Linked DNA regions of Mus musculus: regions 1 and 2 are each linked to region 3. A link is a loop called in an ENCODE intact Hi-C map of the cell type or tissue named here. Cell type or tissue: heart. All regions are shown on one strand. Region 1 holds the start of 9630013K17Rik (RIKEN cDNA 9630013K17 gene). Region 2 holds the start of Elac2 (elaC ribonuclease Z 2). Region 3 holds the start of Cox10 (heme A:farnesyltransferase cytochrome c oxidase assembly factor 10).

Region 1 (8,000 bases), 110 kb after region 3:
GAACTCAGGAAAGCCGTCTCCAGCTGCTGACCGGGCTAACCTGCAGCCTCAGGAGCTGAAGCACTTGTTTTGGGGAGCAGTGATGGCAAAGGCAGAAGTGACCTGCTGGAACCTCAGTGAAGAAGTCCCTTGCGGGCCTGGCCAGATAAGTGGCTGGCAGCTGACATTGCAGCCCCAGTCAGCGGCCTGGAGCCATACCCATTAGGCCTCTCATTGCTGTTTCTCTCCAGAGACTGTTTATCTGAGGCTTGCTCCCTTCCTCTTTCCCTCCCCCTCTCCAAAGCCACATCCCTGCATCACCTCATTCTTAGAGATGCTGGGATTCTGTGTTGTCATTTCCTAAGTCTAGAGAAAGCCCTTGTTTTAAGTCTTCCTTGAGCCTCCTTCATGGTGAAGAGTCTTTTAGAGTTGTTACTCTGGTTTGTAATTCAGGTGCTGTGTGGTAAACATTAATTATGTCAACCAGCATTGAGTTACAAATGAGGACTCAGAAATGGGCTCTTATCAGGGGGTGACACTTGGCAGATGGATGGCTTTAGTAACAAAAAAAGAGTGAGTTGTTTTAACCTCCACTGGTAAACTGCAAACCCTAACTGCTCTCCAAGGTTTACCTCCCAGATGAGAGAAGAGAGCCAGAGGGGATTCCTTCACTCATTTATTCCACAAATATTTATGGAAGGCTTACTAAATACCCGGCAGTGTAGAACCCAAGCATTTGAAAAGAGTTCCTTTAAAACCCTGCCTCCACTTGGCTCAGACAGACTCAATAGTGTCTGTTCCTGAGATGTTACCTTAACTGGCCTGGAGCAAGACTTAACTAAGATAAACAGTATCTCTTTTTCCTTCTTTTGTGGGGTTGGTAGGGGGTAGGACAGGACAGAGTCTCACTGTACAGACCAAGCTGGCCTTGAACTTAACAGAAATCTGCCTGCCTCTCTCCTGAGTGCTGGGATTAAAGACCCATACCACCACAACCATCAATAAACCCTATCTTTGTAATTCAAAGGCAAAATAAAGTAAGTCTGACTTTTATGGAAATATTAGCAAAGGCTATTTAGAACCCTATGTTTTACCCAGTGTCGACATCAGAACAGAAACGGTCTGTGAAAGAAAGTGGCTGTACGTGTGTTGCTGGTAGTATAATTGCAGACAAGCTGCATTTTGTTCAGTTCTCGCTGATCTCACTGCCGGCTGGAACTGGTTCTAGCTTCAAGGGTGCCAAGCCAGTGGCTCCTGGGTGAGGTGATAGAGCAGGCCTTGGCTGGAAAGCCTCAGCGGCACACAGTGCCTCGTGCAGAATGCCCATAGGATTAGCCCTGGCGAGGCCAGGTAGCATTGGAGGATGAGCATAAGGACTTTGATGGGAACCAGGGGGAATTTGACTTCTGGAAAGAACTTGTGGAGGGCTCAGACTTGTAGGGAGGTAGGTAGAGAGGGCCAGAGCTTTGTACTTCTTCGCCTTGGAGTGCAGCTGCTCCAGCGTCTGCGATGGAAGGTAGAAAGAGCACCTCCAGGTGGAGAGAGCCCCAAGTGCCTGCCGCGCAGCCTCCTCCTCAGTATTCCTAAGTCCCTCGCAAAGAACTCTATACTCTGGGAATGCCCACTGGTGTTCCTATCTCCAGAGGACTTGTCATGTGGCCTTGTCTCTCCTGTATGGTTGATAAATTAGTCCACTTCCTGCTTCCCTTTGTCTGTCTCTCCATAGAAGTCTATTGCACTGAGGCTGACCACACATGTTAGTCCTCAAAAAAACAGCTTTAAGGTCTGTGACCCTGGAGCTCTGGGACAGCTCCGCTTCCACCAGCTTCCTCAGCTGTCCAATCCTGACATCACAACTGTGGCCAGCCATGGAGCAGGCGAGCTTCATGGCCCACATTTAGAGAGGAGCCTGTTGGGCCAAACCCAACCCCAGCTTTCACCACAGTGGGGTTTTTATCCTTACTAAGACTTTGTGTGGATGCTGAATGCCAGTGGATGGGCTTCAGTAAGGGTAGCAGGTACCCACCAGGCATCCCCAAAGGAATTATCGTGGCAAGAGTACTTGCCGAGGGCTAGTGCTCCTATTTACAGTCCCCACCCTTCTGGGAAGGTACTATGTGGCTGAATTGCTGAGCTTCCTTTGTCAATAGTGACAGAAGAGCATTTCTGGACTTGGGCAGAGGTAGAAATGAGGGAGCCCCCACCCCACATCTGTTTCTTGTAGGAATAATAAATAGTTTTGAAGAGAACTGAAAAATCTCACCAAGTGTCACTAGGAAGACAGCGCTGAGAGCAGGTCTGTGGTCGGGCCAGCATTCTCTCTGCTCTTCACACAAGCACTGTGGATGCGTTTCTCTCTCACACACATAATAAGTAAGGGCATTCTTGTGCTCTGGGGTAGCCACCGCTGAGCAGCAGAGCCTCAGAAAGTCACTGTCCTGAAGACCCACTCCCACAGATGCACAGCTGTTCCCTAGATCACTGCTGTGATTAAAGGGGGGAAAGCTGGTGTTTCTCCCAGGTAGGTCTAAGAAAATGAGGAAGCTTCTTTAAAAGAAGCTGGTCCTAGTGTCATGTGCTAGTAGTAATCCTGGCACTCAGGAGGCTACGGCAGGAGGATTGCTTTAAGTTTGAGGCCACCCTGGGCTACATGGAGAATTCCAGCCCAAACTGGCCTGAGAATGGGATGCAGGCTCTAAAAACCTAAAAGTGAAAAGGAAAGAAAGGACAAGAACAAAGACTTCATGAATGAGTAGGTGGCAGCTCACCTTGTAATGTGCTTCTTGCAGGGGCCATCCCTTGCTCCCCAGAACAAGTGAGGTGCCTTCTCTCTATAGCCTGCAAGTCCTTTCTGTCCCTAAGGTGTTACTTCCCACAGTCTGCAACTCCATTTGTGTTGTCTCCTTCCCTGGCCAGAGCCCAGCAGAGAAACATTAACCCCCCTCCCCCTACCCACCCCCCAAAACAGACCTTGTCCTCTGGCAGGCAGTTGGTATCTGCTGTCAGGGAGGACAGGCGGGCCCAATAAAAATGGGCTTCTTGGAGGAGTGAGGCTGAGGGGATGTGCAGAGCACTCTGTCCGTCCCACCAGGAAGGTGGGCCCCACCACAGCCCTGAGCTGACCCGGTCTGTCCTGCTCCAACTCACCTTATCTTGATGAAGAAAGCAGTTTGTTTTCTTCTCTTCCCAAGCAGCAGCAGTTGAAGCCCATCAGGCAGAGCTGTGGGTGGTTTTCCCACTGCAGTCCATTAAGCAGCGGATCCTAAAGAGATTTCATTTGTGACACGAGCCAAACCCTTACCAACTTCCTCTCAGAGACAGCAGCTTGCTCCTTTTCCAGAACTGAGCTATTGTCTGAGCGCTCTCGTTCTGAGGCGAAGCACAGCCAAAACTTTCAGTTGCACAACAGACTACTGCAGTTGGCACACCAGAGGCTGAGGGGACAGTGAGGGGCAGAGCTGGAGGGAGAGTCCCCATTGCTGCCAATTTCACCATGTCAAGCTTGTTCTTGCTCAGTCATTTCTAGAATAAAACCCACCTGGAGCTCTGAGCCTTACCATCCCTCCCCTGGGCCCTCCTGTCTCCCCTCAGCCATGCCCTGGTTCTGTTACCACAATGAGCTTTCCTTGGCAGAACACTTCCTGCTCTTGTCATAACCCCACCCCATGCTGTGGCTGTCATTACTACTGTATATCATACTCAGCCCAAGGCCTGAGGGTCCAAGACAGCTCGTGAGATCTACTACGGCTTCCCCAAACATGAAGCTCAGGGTCCTTAAGGCCACCCTGTGCCCTGAGAATCTCCACCACCTGACAGTCGCAGAGTTAGCTGTATTGTCCCATCAAAACACGAAGAAGTCTCCGTCACCACCATTTGCTCCTTCAGCTGCTCTAGCCTTCCCTGCCTGCCTTCCAATTCCCAAGAGAACTCCGTGTTAAGATAAGTGCCCTGTGTGTGTCACTGAAACGGGTACCAGGACTCTTGAACTAGAAAGTGCCTCTCTCGTTATTTCCAACAGTCCTCTCCCATGGGAATCCCTCCATTGGGAAGGGTACTACTGGGCATGCTAGTATAGTCTGAGAAGAGGAACCACAACTGAGAAAATGCCTCCATCAGATTGGACTGTAGAGAGCTCTGTTGGGACATTATCATCATCATCATCATCATCAAATTAATATGTTAAGGCCCAGCTCACTGGGTGCAGTGCCACCTCTGGTTAGGAGGTCCTGAGCTATCTAAGAAAGCAGGCTGGGCAAGCCATGTTAGGCAGCCACTGAGCAGTGGCCCTCCATGGTGTCTCAGTTCCCACCTCCAGGTTCCCCCTTGTGTCCCTGCTGAAACCTCTAAACAAACTCTTCCTAACGTTGTCTTTGGTCGCGGTGTTTATCACAGCACTAGAAAGCACACTAAGACAGGAGGGCTGAGACAGATTGCTGGCCACCTGAGCACAGGCCTCCTGAGGAGTTCACTTTGAGGCTGAGAGAGCCTTGCTTTGGAGATGGCCGCTGACACCTAACTGTTCCCTTTTCTCCCCACCCCTCCTCACAGGAGCGCTTCTTCTGGGAGGGATCCTGTACTCCTGGCAATTCCCCCACTTCAATGCCCTGAGCTGGGGCCTCCGTGAAGACTACTCCCGAGGAGGCTACTGTATGATGTCCGTCACCCATCCAGCCCTCTGCCGGCGGGTGGCACTGCGCCACTGCCTGGCCCTGATTGCTCTGTCGACTGCTGCCCCGGTCCTGGACATCACCACCTGGGTCTTCCCTGTCATCTCCCTCCCCATCAACCTGTACATTTCCTACCTCGGCTTCCGCTTCTACGTGGACGCAGACCGCAGGAGCTCAAGGAAACTGTTCTTCTGCAGCCTGTGGCACCTGCCGCTGCTCCTGCTGCTCATGCTCACCTGTAAGCAGCGGCCCGGGCAGGAGGGGGACAAGGGAGAGGCTCCGAGCTGAGAGCCAGCCGGTCTGTGGGGAACATGAGAGCAGACACCTGCAGACAGACACACGGACAGCACTGCCCTGGGCCAGCAGGAAGCGTATTTTGGTGATTCTGGCAAAGAGAGTTGGATGGTGTCAGCTGGTGGCAGATCATCTGGTGCTGTGTCGTCACTTCCCAGTCCTTTTAATATTAATATCCAAACTGCTTCCCAAACAAGAAAGGGACTAGCATATGGGGTCAGTACAAAAAAAAAAAAAAAAAAAAAAAAAAGAATATTTCTTCTCCTGGAAAGTCTTTATGCATCTTTCCCTCCAGCCCTGTGTTCTCTCACCCACATGATATATATGCACATCCTCCTCCCTCCACCCCAGGCCAGCCCCGCCCCCAACACACACACACACACACACACACGCACGTGCGCGCGTGCATACTCACCACCTGGAGGCCACTGTGGTCATTGCTCAAACAGGTGAGTGCTTGTGACCCAACCTCTGTAGTTCCGCATCTGGAAGCTCCCACACACTTCCTCAGAAGAACACATAGTGTGGCTACAGCACCCCTTCTCTGCCAGTAAGATGGGGCCTGCCTAGCTTCCTCTACCCTACCAGTGTTCTCAACCACACATTCCCTGAAGTAACACAACACCTGGCCTGGGCTGCCCACTGGGAGTGGGGATTCCAAACGGTTGCCTGCAGATCCCTGGCCACATTGCCAGCACACACCACCACGTCCAATCCCACCCCAAACCAGGAGTTCAGAAACCCCAGGAAATATGCCACGTGTTCATCATGCTCTCAGGCATGGTCTCAGCATTTCCTTTTGGAAGGGCATCACTCAGCATAACCTGAGGGAGAGGGTGAGCTGCGTCAGCAACCATTTTATGCTCACTTATCTCTTTCGTGCAAACCACATTTCTACACTGGTACCTCCTAAGTCCAGAAGTTGGCCTCCGTGCCCAGTGGTGTTCAGAGAGGGCAGCAGGGCTCCTAGTGGCCATGGGTCCAGCTCTGGAACTCCATGGCCTCTGGTGTAAAATGCAGGGACCTGTAGGTCTTCGGACTGTTGCGTACTCCCCAGGGCTAGAGAGCAATGCTGCCTTAAAATTGTGGAGCTGCCAGAGTTTGAGTTCCTTGATCTCCCAGGGTGCTGGGCCCCGTCAGGATTCCCTCCAGGGCTTTAAGCCACACAGAAAACGGTTCTTGAATTTGGACTGTCCTCTCAAAATGTGGAAGAAAGGCTTTGGCCGTGACCAAAGGGAGAGCACTTGCTTAGCTCTGGGCTCGGGTTTGAACTTAACACCACCACAAAAGGTGGGGAGGATGGTGTCCAGAGTGCCTGCAGACAGTGTGCCCGGTACCTCTGTCTACCTTTTGTAACGTTACCGCCTGGCTGTGTCCTGTGGTAACAGGGAATGGCGATGTCTGCAAAGAGCATCTAGGACTTGTTGCGGCCTTAAAGTCTGTAAAGTGTGTTGATTCTCCTCCTGCTGCAATAAAACAGTTAAAAGAACCTGAGCGTGTGTCCTGTGTTTCCCAGCCATCCCAGGCCTCCTCCAGGAGCTGCCAGCGACAGCGCCTCTGGATTTCCTTCCTTCATTTTTCCTAACTGTAAATTGACAAATTATACTTGTAGCTATTTATAGAGCATCGAGTGGTGTGATTTATGAATCCACATAGCAGGGTCATAGCACAACCGTTGTCTCAAGTGAGCATCACTGGATGGTGGCGATATTTGAAGTTTAGTGGTTTTTGAAATGTATGGTTTTTTTACTGTATTTACCACACAATACAGTTTTTAAAAAATAAATAAATAATGCCCCTCCTCTCCTCCCTCCCTGTCTGGCCATCATCTCCTCTACCTCTCAGCCTCAGCCAGTCAGCCACCCTCCTATTTTAGGGTTAAATAGTTTTTATTTTCTTTTGGTTTGGTTTGGTTTGGTTGTGATAGTGGTTTTGAGACAGGGTCTCATGTAGCCCAGGGATGCCCTAATGTGTGTCTGCCTTCCACGTGCTGGGGCTGCAGTTACATGACACCAACCACAGCCACAGGACAGAGCACACAGAGAAATGAGATTGCATGATGTTGGTCTTTCTACGCCTAGCTTACCTCACTCAGCAAACGCTCCCCATCCCCGCCCCCGCTTCTCTTCATACTGTTGCAGATGATAAACTTTCACTGTTCTTGACTGTTCTGCTGTAAGGACGTATAGCCCACATTATCTGTTAATTGCTACCGTTATTATTTGATCTAAGATGCCATCCAAAGACCATAACTGCCTCGTCTCCGGATTGGGGCGTGGGGGTGATGGAGGCTCTAAGACACAGGGCCTGGTAGGATGTCTTCTGACCTTTGGGAGCCCTTGAAGGGATGACAGGACCCCAGCGCCTTCCTGTCTGTCACTTCCCTGGGTATAAGGTAGTAGCGTTCATCTGGCGCATTCTCCCCTCAGGACAAGCTGCCTTTGCATAGCCTGAGAACTCCAATACCCTGAGCGAGCAAACCTTTCGTCTTTGCTCAGTCACAGTTCTCACAGTTCTGGGATGCTAACATACATTTTCATGCCTAGCACCTTCTCAAAGCCGTCCAGTCTCTGCCAGCTGCCTTCTATTGTCAATCTTCCATAGGCCTTCCCCATCCTGTCTTCCTACTCAGGACCTCTCAGACCTCATTGTATTCTCCAGTGTTCTCTACAGCCATCTTTCATGTAGAGCCCCACACCAGGCTATTGACAAACTTTCCTGAGGACTCCCTGTGCTCAAGGTGACCCCACTCACCAGACACCATGGCTCCCACAGACATCAGGGCTCATGCCTGGCCCGTCTTTCTGGGCACTCTGCTTTCAGGTGTTCTGCAGTCCAGTGTCCTAAGATTCCTACCCAGTAGAGATCTCTTGGAGTCCAAGGGAACATGAACAATAAGGCCTTAGGGGGGTGGGGAGGGCTCAGACTAAAACCCGAAAGGCTGAGCTTATATGAGCAAGTGATTCCCTACCTTTCTAGGCCTAGAACCTTCCTGTATTGACGCCCCCTAGTCCTGGGGTCACAGAGTGGCTATAGTGTGTGATGCTGGCTAGATGCAGG
Region 2 (8,000 bases), 900 kb before region 3:
GAGGACTCGGTTTAATTCTCAGTGCCCACAGCAGCTCAGTACTGTCTGTAACTTCAGTTCCAGGGTATCTCACACCTCATACAGACATATATGTAGACATAACACAAAGGCATGTGAAATACAAGTAAATCATCAAAAAGAAAAGAGAAAGAACCAACAAAGAACAGAATCACAGCTCTTAAAGAAACCATGGCATGCTGAAAGGAAGCATGCGATTCTAAGTCTTGCTTTAAGGCAGCTCTTGATGGATTCTAATTTACAAAGCAGGGCTCATGTAAGAAAAAACGTAAGACAGTAGGTCACAGTCAACAACATACCCAGTTCTATTCCTTTCAATGGACCAGAAAATATTTTGATTGCTTCTAGATATTTCTCCTAAAAAATAAGGAAGAAGTTATGTTTTAAACATAGGGCACAGTAATGTATTCAAGTAAGTACTATATGTACTCTAGGCAAACACAAAACTTAGCTAGTACTTTAAATTTCATCTAGACAGTTATTTGTTGTGCCCAGTGTCATTAGATGCCACCATTTAGCAACAGTAAGAGATATGAAGTTTTTGCTCTCATTAGAACAGAGATGGAGAGGAAGCCAACGATAACACAAACAACTCAGTAACAATCAGGTACTCTGAAAGAAATGAAAGACGGGGCAGACACCAACTTGTGTGGTACACCTCCAGGGGGAATGACTTTTGAAAGCAAGACAAGGGGCAGGGCTGGCCCTCGTGGCTCCAGCTCGATGACACAGGTAGAAGTATGAACAGCAGCCTGGGCTTGTGGGACTTAAAGACCACCCTGTGGATCACACACACACCACACAGGGAAAGCTTAGGGCGGGAAGCAGTGCCCTGCATGTACACCATGTTCTGGCTGCCACACAGGGGAGGACTGCTGAGAAGTAGGAACTGACAAGCAAGGCTAATTTGGTTCACAGAGAGTGAAAGCTCAAGGAGGAAGAAGAGAAGCTAGAGACAAAGTTAGATGTCTTAAGTTGAATAGGAAAGAAAGAACGCTGTAATTCATGAAGTCCTTCTTTGGTACCATAGTGAGTGATTTAGTCCCTCCCATGTACCACTTCACGCAATTCAACTTTAACAACCTATGGATCATTCTGGCCACTTTATAAATTAAGAAATTGGGGCTGAGAGGCAAAGTAGCTCACCCAGGACCACACAGTTAGTATTTACATACTATGAAAGGAGATGTGTTTAACTCCACTACCTGTTATCCTTGAGGGCAGAAGGTTAAGTTACAAAAATGAAGACTGCTACCATTTTTAAAGGAGGTGGTTTTAACGGGTGACCAGGAGACACTCACCAGCTGTGGTGGTCCAGACAGAACACATTTGGGAAGCCCGGTTTCCTTTAAAGTTAAAATCATTCCTTAAAAGAATGTAAAGAGAAAATAAATAAAAATCCAGCACTCTCAACTTAGCCTGCAGGCCCTGTCCGGTATGTGGTATGTGTGTGTGTGTGTGTGTGTGTGTGTGTGTGTGTGTGTGTGTGTGTGTGTGTGCATGGTGGTGGGGTGCTTCTGGCTATACTAGTTATTTACCTACGTGTCCCTGTTCTAGGGTATAAGCAACTATACAATACATAAAGAGAAAATAATGTTAGCATTGATCTAACCATGCATCAGAGCAGGGTCTGCTATGCAAGGGGGAGGAGGGCACAGTCCACTACCTCATTCTCTCCTCTGCCCATACTACTATGCTTTCAAAATCTGGCAGCCACACAGTCTGGATGACAGTATGTGTCTGAATCCAGCTGCAGAGTCTGATCAGCACCCACCACAGCACTCTGTTGTTAAATCTGTGGTCCAGGTGGAGGTTGTAACCATATCAAGGCCTACTTTTCCGAGTCTAGGTTTTCACACCCCCTACTCAAGCTGACTAAGCTAGTGTACCAGGAATTCTATCTCCCCTGGGCTAGGAAGATGAACAAATGAGCTGCAAGCCATGTTAAGCCCCCAGAAACTTCCCACCGGCCCCTGACCTCCAAACACATACTCACCACACAACCCCCCAACATTTGACCAATGCATCCGAGTCAGAAAGATGTTGTCCAAGCGAGCGACTTTCAGTCTAAGAAAAAAACATACATTTCAGCCAGATGAAACAAAGACGACCAGAGACCGTGTCTGCTGAGAAGTCTCATCTGCCTCTCACCTCAGCTTTCAAGCCCATAATCATCTCCACCCCAGAAGCCAGGAGTTGACTCACTTGTGTTCCTGCATAAGTCGTTGGACGCCTTCTCCGCAGTTAAAAAGGTACCTACAGGAGGAACATTACTGTACTTACAAGTATACTCTGTAAAATGCTTTACTGTAGATACAGCGACATAAATGACAGGGTTCTCATACTGCCTAGTAGGTTTTGAGCCCTCTTTGGTTAGTGACGGAAGAGTGTAGTTTGGTATAGATCAATGGGGAGTGATGTCTTTCCCCATCGACTTATGAAACCGGTCTAGCCCACACACTCACGGTGAGGCCCCCGCTTTGGGATGGTGATGGTGAGAGTCGGGGCACGGGAAGTTTTGCCCGGATACCTGAAAGCCATGCTGACTAAGGGAGGTAAGGGATATATACAGGATTGGACAGGAGGCCTCCCGAGCACGTGGCGCTGGGGCCAATCCCCCAGGGCTGTCGGCCCACTCTGACCTGTTGTATTCCGAGAAGACATAGAGAGCAGCCCCCGCGTCCCGGCCGCCCGCCGCCACCACCTGCAGGTACACGGTGTTCGGGCCCCCGGGACCCGGGCCGCGCTTCTCCCGCGTACGCAGGTGTCGCAGTGGGTCTTTGGATGGCCGCGGCCGACGAGCCGAACCCTGCGACATGGTGCGCAGGCCAAGGGGACGCAACAGTGAGCGGAGCGCCCACATGCACCCGACCACACCAGGCTGACAAGGCAGCCAGACCCCTCACGCCGCCACAAGCACCGCCCCTCCACCGCATGGCGGAACTGACCAATCAGCGCGCCGCCGCGCTAGCTGCCCGCCCATCCAAAGCTCCGCATCCAATCGTAACGAGCCTTGGAGCTCGGAGTCTGTCAATCAAGGTGGACGTAGAGTAAGCGAAAGCTAGAGCGTCGCCGGAGGCCCCGCCCCCCTCACCGGTTCCGGCTTTCCCTGTTGACGTTTTCCGGTTACTGTCACTTGGCGGAAGCGGGACTTCTGAGAGTGCAAGTACTCGAAAGGCATTACTGGGAAAGGACTGAGTCTTTTTCAGGTTCATCGTCTTCTGTCAGGAGCTCTGCCCTTCGACAAAAGTATTCCAAGTTTGCATTGTTCTTGCTTATGATGATGGTGACGATCTCATGGGAGATAGATCTGGCTAATTTGATTTCCACCATAAGAACACATTTCAGATGATATTCTTTGTTTTGGCGTGAGAATAGAGATGAAAAGACTAAGTAAACTTCGTAGTGTTGCGTCTTATTGCTGTTATGAGCCGGTCCTCTCTGCCTTGCATTCCTTACTTCAAGACGGAAATAGTTTAACAGTGCTTATCTTTGGGAGATATTTAGAATTAACATGGCTGTGGGGACCTCGAAAGTCGACTTAGGACACCCCAAGACCAAGTTCTCAGAACAAAGGAGATTTATTTTCCCCAGAGAGACAAAAGGCAGTGAATAAGAGACAAAGAAAGAAGATAGAGACTAGGACGAAGAGAAAAGGGTCAAGAGAGAGGAGAGAGGAGTATTTGCACCCGAAACACGAAGGGCTGCCTCTGGATAGGGAGGAGACCGACCCATAGGCAAATAACAGTTCATAAAGGTTAAAAAAAAAATCCGATGTTAGGATAAGTTGGTTTGTTTTGATTGTGTATATTAATTACATAAGCCAAAGGGGGCTTTTCAAGGGGCTGGACTTCAGTGCTTTGTTAGCTGGACCTTAGTGGTCAGCCTCAAGAGGAGAAAATGGTCAAATAAGGGAATAGACCTTGGTGTCTAGCTTTATGGATGTAATCTAATGATTTTTAGCAAGATGGAGGGTATGGCGGTGAAGCCAAGGCCTGCCAGAGTCGTATTTGGCATGCTTGGTTGGCTAAAGGCCCTTTGATGGTCGGTGCTTTGAGTGGCACTAAAGAGATACGCAGAATAAATAATAGAAATTTATGGAGAAGAAAATGTTGCCACCTGCAGGAAATGTATTTAAACAAGTATTCAGGGAGACTGTCAGATGTCTGAGGCTGGACTGTCAGGTGGCTCTGAGGCTGGAGCTGGACAATCAAGATAGTGAGTTGGAGGTGAACCTGGGGCTACATGAGACCCTTTCCCAACTTGGGTGGATGGGCAGGAAGACACACACACTTTTTTTTTTTTTTAATGCTGAGACCAAATGGATCGATCATAGTTCAAGATCACTATTTTTGAGAGGTCGGAGTTTCTGTTGCCAGCACCTACATGGTGACTCACAAGTTATCTTCTGAGACTCCATTCCCACAGAAACTCACATCTTCTGACCTTAGCAGGTATCAGTTAGGCACCTGAAGTACAAACATACATTCACAAAAAACATCCATATACATTTCAAAACAGTAACATCCAGGAATGATGGCTCCCCTGAGGTCAAGCCCAGCCTGGGGTCCTTAGTGGATCTAGGCTAGCAGAGAAAGAGGGAGGGCAGACTGAGAGGATGACTATGTGCGAGTCACTGTAACATTCCGTGTCCCAGTGTGGGTCATTTGAGAAAAAGGCCTACTACCATTTCAGAGGCTCTTGAGGGTTTCTCCACAACAGAGCTCTCCGTTGAATCCTCTAGAAATTCAGAAAGCACACTTGAGGAATGTGGCGTGGTGTTTACTGGAGAGCCTCACTGAATATGAAACTGGCTCTGTGACAATTACCATCCTACTTGAAGTAATCATACCAGTGAGCGGCAGGGAAACCCCAGATAACTGAACATCTTTTAAGGAAAGGAAAGGTTGTAACATACTATTACCCAGCCAAGAACAAGAAGAATTACACTTGCTTGGGGCTAGTTAGGATTAAGATTAGGGAAATCACATTTATGAAATCTTGAATATCTTGAGCTTTATAAGATAGTGGCTGCCATTTTAGTTTAAGCCCCTAAAGCTTTTACCACACACACACACACACACACACACACACACACACACACATTTTATCAAGAGAGTGTCTCTCTGTGTAACTTTGGCTGTCCTGGAACTCACTCTATAGACCAGACTGGCCTCAAACTCAGAGATCCATCTGCTTTTGTCTCCCAGGTGCTGGTATTAAAGCCATGTACCACCACCACCTGTCTTAAATTATATCCTTTAGTCAACAACTTTGGTTGATGTTGGCAAAAATTAAGCCATTTTTTTAAAAGTGGGGGGATTGGGTGTTGTCTTGGTCTCTTGAGTGTTTCGGGGGAGAGGGTCTGTTGTAGGGGTCAGGAGAGGTTAACAATCTTTGAAAAATCAACTGGATCTGAGAAATGCCATATCTGCAACCTACTTCAGAGTTTCAGCAGTGGCCTGTCTTAGAACTTTTGACTCCATTTTAAAATCCCCAGACCAATGCTACATGCCATTTCAATTTTTTGACACCTCCACTCCTGCAAATATTAAAAATCACAATTTTTTATTTTGTTATTTTGAGACAGGAGTCTCTATGTAGCCCTGGCTGTCTTGGAACTCTCTACGTAGACCAGGCTAGCCTTGAATTCACAGGGATCCACTAGCTTCTGCCTCCTGAGTGGTAGGATTAAATGTGTACACCACCACATCTGGCACATTAAAAAAAATGTTAGAAATTCCAGTAAAAATTCATGTAGGAAACAGGCAGTGGTGGCGCATGCCTTTAATCTCATCACTGGGAAAGCAGAGGCAGGTGAGTCTCTCAGTTTGAGGTCAGCCTGGTCTAGAGTGTGAGTTCCAGGACAACTAGGGCTACATTGAGAAAACTTGTCTGAAAAAAAAAATCAAAACAACAAACAAAAAAATCCATTTAGGAGAACCTTTTCATACTAAATCCCATACAGAAAACAAAAGTGAAGCCCTGTTATTGTTGTTCTAGGCACACATCTGTCAGATATTCTCAAACTGAGCATACTTTAAGCTATAGGAAGTATTTTCACCGGTGGCAGGAGATGCACCTCACAGCTGCAAGCTGTAATAGTCTTGAATACAGAGACCTCTACTCAGATAAAGCTGGGGCTCTGACTACTTGGTTGAGAACCCTATTGGGCTGCTTCCAGAGGGCTTCCCCAGTTGGTTTCTGCTGGATATTTTGAGTGTCCAATTGGTGTTTTTGTGTTATCCCTCTCTCAATGTTTATTTATTCTTTTACTTTGGCTTGCTGTGCTTAATAAAGTCACCTCTTCAAAACTAAACATGACTATCATAGCTTGTACCATAATAACATTCCTGCTATTGTGTATGACTTTATATGGGCTCTATGGATTTGAACTCAGGTCCTCATATTTAAGTGCCAAGTGCTTTACTCTGAGCCATTTGCACAGCCTGAGACACAGATTTTGACTGTAAACCTAGCTCATCTTAGACAATTGGATGGGATGAAGAATCACTCAGCCAAACTGGCATCTATGTCAGGACACATGGTGAGATAAGCTTGCCTCCAGACTTGCTGAAGGTGAGAGAGCCTGGCTGTCAGGAATATCTGGGGAGTGGAAATGGAGAACATGGACTTTGAGAACCCAATGGTACTCTGAATTACTATAAGGTACCCACTTCCATTTACTTACTTGTTCACTGCCATACGTAGAGACTACCCTAAGCCCAGTGGCTTGGGATCATTTCCATCCTTTATTGCTCATGGAGGGATACATCCAGAAGGATGGCTTGTCTCTCTGCAACTTGAGGGTTTTTTTTCCCTAGAATGTTCAATGAGAAGTGGCATGACCAAATGACCTTCCAAGCTAGGCATTGTGATATTGATTGTTGGCTGAGGTGCCACTAGACTCTAAGTAGCTTCTCCACCCATGTAGACTGTTCTTTTACAGTGGTCAGGCTGAGCTTCTTGTGGTAGCTAGTCTCCAAGAAATTAGGGTGAAACCACAATGCTTCTGGAGGGATGAACCCAGAACTCAAAGCAAGTCTTGAATAGCATCCACCTAGAACCAAAGAAAAGGTAATAGATCGCACGTTGTGATCAGAGAAGTATTCAAGTTAAACAGCAAAATAGCCTTTGGAATAGAAAAGTTCAGGTTTTCTTGGCACACTCTACCCTATAACTACCAGCAAAGATAGAGCTATATGGACAATTTACTCTGGTGTAGTAGTTGCTTTACATGCATGCATGACATACCCATATTTTATAACCTAATTTTACATACATACATTCACAAACATACTTGTTAGTTCTGTCTCAACTGTGAAAGTTGGAGCAGGAGCAGTGGCCTGGAGGGAGGTAAATGGCTCTTTGTATACTATGGCCTCACCTTCTCTCATCTCTTTGGGCCAGAAAACCTCTTGAATACTACCACCCTTTCCCTATCCCACAACTAACTTGACTATTTGAACCTACCACTAGCAGACCATCTACTTGGTGGCCACCTGAACCCTATTCCAGAGTCTCATCTCTAATCCCAAGACCTAGCCTTTCCACCTTCTAGTGTATATATCTTGACCCTAACCAACTTGTCCGGTTCTGAGCAAATCAGTCATTGTGAGATTCCTCCAGAACTGAGGGTTGAGGAGCTATTCACGACCTGTGAGTGAGATTCTCCTTGCTCCATGCTTTTAAAAGGGGAGTGCTTAAAGCATACATTACACATACCCACCAGGATAACTTCTTACACAGGCACTGGTGTCTACAGAGTGGCAGGACACAGACCTAACTAGTCGCCTAACTGGAACTGAGGATCAGTACAGGTGAGCAAGTTGCACCTGCCCAGTTTCCTCTGGCAGGACACAGGAGACACTTTTCTCATTTTCACCTATCATAGGCATAGTTTAAATGGCTGCCAAATGTGAGCAATACCCTTGTCCCTCAACCAAAGCATAATGAGAACCTTCAACTGTCCAGTAGACATC
Region 3 (8,000 bases):
TTGTTCTTCCGGCTTGTTCTAGCTTCAGGATGGCTGTCTCAGCGCCAGGGTTCATTCCCAACCCTGCTTCCTGAAAATAAAACAGGCAAGGCAGAAAGACCTCCCTTCACATGCTCAGTAAACAACAGCAACAAAAATGTCTCCAGAACTTAAGCAACAGGTTCTTCTTTTTCTTCTCTTGTCTGGGCAACACAGCCATCCTACGTCACTGTCCAAAAACTCTGGAAAACGAAGTGAGAGATGAGGGTGGATGACATTATGGTATTTTAAAGCAACTCTGATTCCTCTTTGGTATTGGGAATTCTTTATCCCTCGCTATAATCAGTGTCTATTTATTACAAAGGTGGCAAAGAGAGCTTACCCAGTGCACTTTCCTGCCACTCTCCCATTCTAAATAATTGTAACCTTCACTTTTAGTATCCCAAGACTCATGGGTGGAGCTGAGCCCTGGAAAGTAAGGATGGGAAAGGGTGCTGGCAGACTATAATTGAGGTGCCTATCTGGAATGATCTCAGAGAATGATCCCACTCTGATGTGATCAGTCACCTTAGAGGAACAAGGGGGAACTCTGAGGAGCTGAGCTGGGTGGTCAAGTTCCCATGAGGCTGTAAATTCCAATCATTTAAGAGTAGAGCATCTACTCTAAGAATTCCCATCAGTAATTTACAAAGCTGCCATGCATGCCAAACTGTGCCTAGAGCTGGGGATGGGCCAACCACATTGTTACAGGTGCTCAGCATGGCTCTGCCCATGAGGGCCACAATGTAGCAAGAGTGGCAGAAGGAGAAGGGGCTAGTTTCTCTTCCTCCCTGCTTCCCATCTGCTGGAAGCACAGTTTAAAGATGTTACTCCCTAGCAGTAGTTGAGTCCTCTTGAAGTTTTCTCATCATGCAAAGAATCAGCATGGGGCTGGAGGTAGAGCTTAGAAGTGCCTGCTTCATTTAAACCCTCAGTAGCAAGGAACAAAGGAAGGACCCCAACTCACGACCATTAAAATATTTCTTTTTATTTATCCCTATTGTAAGTAAGATTTTTTTTTTCCCAGAGAGGAAGTATGCTGATGCCAAGGAATACGAAGCAGAGGCTGGGGAACTTGTAATCAGTGAGAAGCTGGCATGATGAATAATGAAAACTGAGGGAGTCTGTGGTGGTTTGAAAAAAAAAAAAAAAAAGACCCACATAGGCCCATAGGGAATGGTCCTATTAGGAGGTGTGGCCTTGTTGGAGGAAGTGTGTCACTAAGGGGTGGGCTTTCAGGTCTCAGGTGCTCAAGCCAGGCCCAGTCTTTTCCTGCTGCCTTCACATGCTGATGTAGAACTCTCGGCTCTCCAGCACCATGCCTGCCTGAATGGCACTATGCTTCCCTCCATGATGATATGAACTAAACCTCTGAACTGTATGTCAGCCACCCTCCGTTAAATGCTTTCCCTTGTAAGTGTTGCTGTGGTCGTGGTACTTCTTCACAGCAAGGGAACCTCTAACTAAGACAGAGTTGGACAGTCTTTAGACAATTTCTATGAAAATAACACCTATTATCTCCATAATGTATTCATGTATGAAATATATGAAGATACTTATATACAACTATCTTCATAAAATTTTACATCTACAAAATTGGTATCAACTGTCTACACTAAGGTTTTAAGTATATTGAAAGTTGTATAACCACCCCACAATCAATTTAGGACTATTTTCATTTTCTCTCTATCTAAATGAGCCCTGTACCCACCAGCGACATTCCTCTTTTCTCTCTACTCCTCCCACTAGCACCAGGTAATTACTTACCTACTGCCTCTCTTTAATGACTTAAGAATTCTGGAATTTTCATACACATGGAAACTATCTAATACATGGCCTTTTGTGATTGATTTCTTCAACTTAGTATTGTTTTCATGGTTGTAGTATGTATTTGCACTTTATTTTCATTTCATGGCAAATAGGCCAGTATGTGGATATGTCACAGAATATCAGTTGATGTATAACTTGAGTTATATCCACTTTGGGATATTATGAGTGAATGAATGCTGTCATTTGTCTTGGGAATATACCTGGGAAAGGCACAGCTGGGTCAGGAGGTAGCGCTGTGTTTAACTTATTGAGGAACACCTAAACTGCTTTTCCAAAGTGGCTACAATATTTTATATTCCTATAAACAATGTATCAGGATTCCTACTTCTTCACTAACTTGTTAACTCCTGCTATTGATTAATTTTGTTTATAGCCATCTTATAGGTGTACAGTCCTATCACTTTTTGGTTTTATAACACAAATTTTAAGAGACAACTATAAAGAGATAGGAAGTACAGTAGACTGCTATACAATCTACAGTTTGAATCACGCAATCTCTCTAGCCCTCAGGTTCCATACCATGTAACCATTGAGTTAGGTATCTGAGATCTAGTTTGTAAAGGGCTAACTTATTTATGATGATCAGAGTTCCAGGAACAGTGGGTCTAATTAACCAAGATAGCTGTAAAGCAGAAGGCCTCCCCTAAGCAGCACTCACTGTTGGTGTGATTAGATCCCAAATTGTGCTTTTCATTTGTTGATTTAAGGTTTGTACTTTGTAATATTTCACTTAACACAGCATTTCAAAGTGCTCGAAAAACAGTGGATTGAACAGTTGTTAACTTTTCAGTTATTCACCAGAAATCCATCCTCTTCTTCCTTAGTCTAAGATTAATTTGATGGGGACAACCATTATCCTAGGTCCACAGTGATGAACTGTGATGGGCCTCAGAAAATCCCATTCTCTGCTCTGTCTTCCTGGTAAACTGGAAAACTCTCACAGTTCCTTCTACTGAGCAGCAAGTTGGCTCTTCAAAGCCTTTCTTTAGCCTACTTCACAGAAATGCTAACCTCATTCCATAGCGCTTTCTACCTTATCCCTATCGGGATGACGCTCACCATGACCAGTTCTTGCTGCAGAGACACAGTGCGTGCTCTTACACAAACTCCTGTCTCAGTGGCCCCTGATCAGCACCTGAGGTGAACCACAGAGATCTCACCTCATCGCTGAAAGCAAACACAAACTGCCCTTGTAAGTCATGTTTTGCTCTTTTAATGAGTTTCTTTCTTCCTCGTTTTTTTACTTACCAAACTCCACGAGAAGCCAACAGCCTGCGCAAGATCAGCCTGGGTGACAACTGAGGAGGCATTCAATTCTTTCAAGCTCAGGGGACTGCCGGGCCGGGCCGGACTCCAGAGCCCTAACCCCGCCACGACTCGCCTTCCGCCCGCGGGCTCCGACGATCTGTCCCTCCCGGGCAGAGAGCTCACCTAGTCTACATCTGGAGCGTCTGAGGGGAAAGCGAAAGCTCTACCATCCGATCTTTATAAGCTCCGCTAGCCTAGCTTTCAGAGAGCGCTGGGAGCCGGAAGTGACAAGAGGAAGTCCCGCCTCACTCAGAGGGCGGGCTAGCAAGATGGCGGCGCCCAGGAGCCGGTGAGGTGAGAGGCGTCCTGGGGTCCTGGGGACTGCTGCACCAGTACGTTATGGCCGCGTCCCCGCACACCATTTCCTCGCGCCTCCTCACAGGTATTGTACCCGGTTGGGAATGATCGTGGACGAATTGTTTTCTTTTTTGCCATGTGCGGTACCGTGTTGCCGGCCGCCTGCAACCTTGGAAGCCCTTGGCTTGTCACTTGGCAGGGAGGTGACCTTTAGGGTCACCTGAAGGGACGAGGCCAAGTATTGTGGACCAGCTTTGCACCGTAGGCCAGGTGGTCCCTAAGGCTTGATATCCCGTGCTCTTTGGAGTTTCAGACAGTGCAAGATGGAGGGACAGGATAAACCATGGGGCTCCACAAGCCTGGCACATGAGAGCCGCGGTTCCTGGCCACCGCCTTTTAATGACAAGAAGCGCACCTCCCCCCCCCCCCCCCCCCCGTTAAGGAGCTGTCTTCCAGCTTAAAGTGTTACCTTAATCACCATGATAATGATAACTGCCAACTGAATCCCATTGAGCCAGCGCTGTACCATCAGTATGGCTCCTTCCATCAGAAGGACTTTTGACAGATGTGTGTTTATCACAAACTCTTGAAAAGCTCCTATATTTTACCTTTTCAGGGAGGCCAACCTTAGCACTCTAACTAAAATAGGAGTCTTTATCCTTCTTTTCTTATATCATATTAATTTATCATGAATAACACACGGTGTAATTGTTCACACCTGCAGTACAGATGTGCAACAATTTAGTGTGTTCCTCCCAGTAAGAGAAACACTTTGTGAAAGTAAAGATAGTCTGTCTCCCTGGTTCACCACTGTATCCCTCATGCCCAGAGCAATGCCTATGTGCATTGGTGATGCTCAGTCATTTGTGAATGAATGAGATTGTGCTGGTAGAAATTTTAAAGAGGAGGTTGGTTTTGTGACTAGTATCCATGGATGGTGGCAAAGTGATCTATAGTACAGACAAGATAGTGGAAGCCATTGTGTACCTTCTCACAGCCCAGAACCATCCTGTAGGCCTCCCTGTCACTTACACACTGCCCACTGTGTCTGGCTGACTGTGGTGATCACTGTGCTTCTGTAGAGCTCTTTTCTCCCGTGCGTTTGTATGATCCCAGTGCAGATCATTTGACTTTCTTTAATGAAACATTTACGCGTCTATAATAAGGTAACTGAGCTAGGTGATCTCAAAGGTACCTTCTGGCTCATAAACCAGGGCAGGAAGTGGAAGGGTGGGTAGAAGAGACAAAGTTGGGCAGTACTTGGTAATTGTCAAAGCTGTGCGTTGAGTGATAGAGCCTCCTTGGACACCTCTTTTCATATGACTGTCATTTTCTAAAATAAAAAGTTTATGGGGTTCTTCGTGTGTGTGTGTGTGTGTGTGTGTGTGTGTCTGTTGTGAGTCTTTCTTGACTCACTTCTTTGTTACTTTCTGTAATCGCTGATTGTGAGTATTCCTCGATGCAGACACTCGGTACTCATTCTTAGAGGGCTCATCTCAGTGCTGGACTATCTGTCTGTACGGACGCTTCTTCTTTGTATACAGATTCCTCAGGGCAACCTTTCTTTCTACTTTTCTGTTTGGTATTTCAGCTTCTTTTTTTTGGGGGGGGGGGTTCGAGACAGGGTTGGTTTCTCTGTGTAGCCCTGGCAGTCCTGGAACTCACTTTGTAGACCAGGCTGGCCTTGAACTCAGAAATCTGCCTGCCTCTGCCTCCCTAGTGCGGGGATTAAAGGCGTGTGCCACCACTGCCCGGCAGTATTTCAGCTTCTTCTAGGACAATTCTGTTTTGACTCTTAAGTCTCATCATGCTAGGAGACAGGTTGCATATGCACCCCCCCACCCCTCTGTTCTAGGATCAGCCTCTGGAGCTGTAAAACAGTGGGAACTAATAGCTTATTTTCTGAAATTGAGCATATCTTCAGAAAAACCTGCTCATATGTAAATATATGAAAGATCCCTCTAAGAAGTTTGATGGGAAGAGTCGGCAGAGGGATCATTAAGGTTGTTTAGTAACTAGCAGTTACTTCTGAGTTGGCTCATAAAAGTTTAAGTTTTTCTCATTTCCATTAAATATGGTTCAGGAACTTTAAGTCTCCTTAGTTGATTTACAAAGCCCTGCAGTCGCAGTCCAGTGTTAATGATGAGTATAGGTGTTCTGATTATCTCTTCAGATTTTAATATATCTGTTGAAAGTCCTGTGGATCTTAAAGTGTATTTTCATGTGCTTACTTAGGCCAGAAATTGCTTTTATTTTCTATGTATTTGTTCATGGACACTTGACACACTTTGACAAAACCAAGTCACTTATAAATACAGTTTCCAAGCTGTGTCTCTCCCCACCCCTCACAGTGTTGTTACAGCCATTCTGTACAGTTTCAGATTGACCCATCTAATCTAGAACGAATTTCCAGGGTGGTTCCAAGGCAAACATATATCCATTCACTTGAAAGTAAGCGTGTCATAATTGCGATTTGAAGATATGACTTCAGTGCCAAATTGGCTTACCTCTACTTTCAGATAATGGCCTTGTATTTCCAAGGACAGGACTTGTTCTCACAGTTCAGGAAGTCTACTTGTGCTAGTCAGTTACCAAATGTCATTTCACTTTGTTATATGGCAAGTGTCCAGGAGCTGTAGTAGCAGAGTTGACTAAAGAAGAGACTCTGCCATCTGAAGAACTAAACAATATGATGATGGTGTTTTGAGAAATCTTTCCTTGGGGAGATGGAAACAGTGCCTACTCTCTCATCATAAGGTCCTAATCAAAAACCAAAGGATGGTTCCACCAAAGTTCAGCCTAGGGAGCCATTGTTTTTATTGGGTTGCTTATAGAGCATGGGTGAGGGGGCTACCGGCAGGAGTAGGAGGGGATATCAAAGCAGCTGCACTTGCAAGTTTGTACCCAGTGTAGATGATGGCTTCCCCATAGCCATGAAAGGGCACCTTTCCCGGCCTTATTACTCTAGTATCTCTAAGCCTGAGGCCATATGCAGTTAAGGCAGAATAGCAAACAAATGGTTGTGAGGAGTGGCTGGATCAGGTGAGAGTCCAAGTCCTCCCCAACCCCTCTGGGAGGGAATGCCAGCAGCTATCAAGCTGGATCCTGATGGACTCTTGCAAGCAGGCACTGCCAGTCTAGTGAAGATAGAGGCTGTTTCATTCCGAGCACTGCATTCTATAACCGATGAGAACAGTTTGCTTCAGATTTAGAGATCCATGGCCAAACACTAGGCAGAGATTGGGGAAGCCCATGGAAGAGGAAGAAGGATTGTAGGAGCCAGAGAGGTCATAAAAACATGGCTGGAAGAATCAGCTAACCAGGGCTCATAGGAATTCATAGAGACTGAACCGACAATCAGGGTGCCTGCATGGGTCTTATCAAGGTCCTCTCTATGTTATGGTTGTATAGCTTAGTGTTCTTATGGAATGCATAACAGTGGGAGTAGAGGATGTCTCTGATTCGTTTGCCTGCTCTTGGGACCCCTTTCCTCCTACTGTGTTGCGTTGTCCAGCCTTAATATGAGGGGATGTGCTAGTCTTATTGTAACTTGTTATGCTATGTTTGCTTGATAACACATGGGAAGCCTACCCTTTTCTGAAGTGAGATGGAGGAGGAGTGGATCTGGCTAAGAGGGGAGGTTGGGGTGGGTGGGTGGGAGAGGAAACTGTGGTCAGGATGTAATATAGGGGAGAAGAATAAAAGAAAAAAGTGCTGTCATAAAACACAATATAACATTGTAGAACAGTGGAAAGAGATTGAACATTTGATAAGTAGAAAATAGATTGCATACGAGGAAGCAGTGTAAATAAAGTTGATTCAATTATGTGTGGTCGGCTTAGTTGTGAGGTCATGAAGCAGCATTGCTGTGATAAAGTAGATATCCATGTTTGTGTGAGTGCTATGTAGGGCATGGTGGTTTGAATACAGGCACAGACATTTGAACCTTCAGTCCCAAGATGGTAATATTGTTTGGGGAGGCTTAAGGGGTGCAATCTGTGAAACATGGGCTGGAAAAGAAAGGAGATGCATGAAGGCTGATGACTGTCTTCACTCTGACTGCTGTTACTCTACTCCAGTGTAAGATCATAGAGTCTCTCGGTAGGGATAGAAAGAGAGGGACAGAGTTGAGTGAACATGTTGATTCATTAGCTGAGAACGGAAGAGCTCAAGATGCTCCTGGAACCTGCAATAAAGGATAGAGATGCATGTGAGAAAGAAGTGGCCATAGAGACATAAGGCTGTCCACTCACATGAAGACACCAAAAGTAATCAGATATTGGCTTACTGGAGCTTCAGAAATGAGTTAAAGATTAATAACTACCCGTTTTTTAGGGACAGGTAGTTGTCTTGGTTACTTTTCTGTTGCTGTGAAGAGACACCGTGACTAAGGTAACTTATAAGAGGAAGAGGGAGAGGGGGAGCACTAACTGGGGATGACATGAACATTTGAAACCTCAAAGCCCACTCCTATTAACACTTCCTCCAACAAGGCCATACCTCTGAATTCTTCTCAAACAGTTCCACTAACTGGGGCCTAGGTACTC

What was found. Hi-C counts contacts between places; a loop is a spot of excess contacts. Peaks named below come from ENCODE experiments on the same cell type or tissue, not always from the same donor. Only the 100,000 strongest peaks of a DNase experiment are listed, where the experiment ranks them.
Region 1: it touches region 3 in a loop (2.2-fold over the local background); 2 of 42 quality-filtered maps call a loop at or near these places.
Region 2: a loop joins it to region 3, with 2.6 times the contacts of the local background. A loop is called at or near these places in 2 of 42 quality-filtered maps.

The regions. Positions count from the first base shown.
Region 1 is chr11:63,961,056-63,969,055 of GRCm38, reverse strand. It overlaps Cox10 (heme A:farnesyltransferase cytochrome c oxidase assembly factor 10), which reads left to right. Exons shown (of 7, transcript NM_178379.3): 7 at 4,528-6,429. The coding sequence ends at 4,934. It overlaps Gm30060 (a long non-coding RNA gene), which reads right to left. Exons shown (of 6, transcript XR_388739.4): 6 at 6,666-8,000. 9630013K17Rik (RIKEN cDNA 9630013K17 gene) reads right to left here and starts at 4,830. Exons shown (of 4, transcript NR_131111.1): 1 at 4,782-4,830; 2 at 3,127-3,241; 3 at 2,243-2,682; 4 at 1,016-1,483. In heart, no CTCF peak of the experiment used is centred here; a DNase peak (open chromatin) is centred at 3,363; H3K27ac peaks cover 492 bases.
Region 2 is chr11:64,973,992-64,981,991 of GRCm38, reverse strand. It overlaps Elac2 (elaC ribonuclease Z 2), which reads right to left and starts at 2,957. Exons shown (of 24, transcript NM_001362983.1): 1 at 2,661-2,957; 2 at 2,224-2,274; 3 at 2,015-2,085; 4 at 1,320-1,384; 5 at 318-375. The coding sequence starts at 2,881. In heart, no CTCF peak of the experiment used is centred here; a DNase peak (open chromatin) is centred at 3,011; H3K4me3 peaks cover 2,310 bases; H3K27ac peaks cover 1,443 bases; H3K27me3 peaks cover 1,267 bases.
Region 3 is chr11:64,074,874-64,082,873 of GRCm38, reverse strand. Cox10 (heme A:farnesyltransferase cytochrome c oxidase assembly factor 10) reads left to right here and starts at 3,402. Exons shown (of 7, transcript NM_178379.3): 1 at 3,402-3,538. The coding sequence starts at 3,496. 2810001G20Rik (RIKEN cDNA 2810001G20 gene) reads right to left here and starts at 3,390. Exons shown (of 2, transcript NR_033780.1): 1 at 3,097-3,390; 2 at 1-221. In heart, no CTCF peak of the experiment used is centred here; a DNase peak (open chromatin) is centred at 3,373; H3K4me3 peaks cover 2,326 bases; H3K27ac peaks cover 1,370 bases.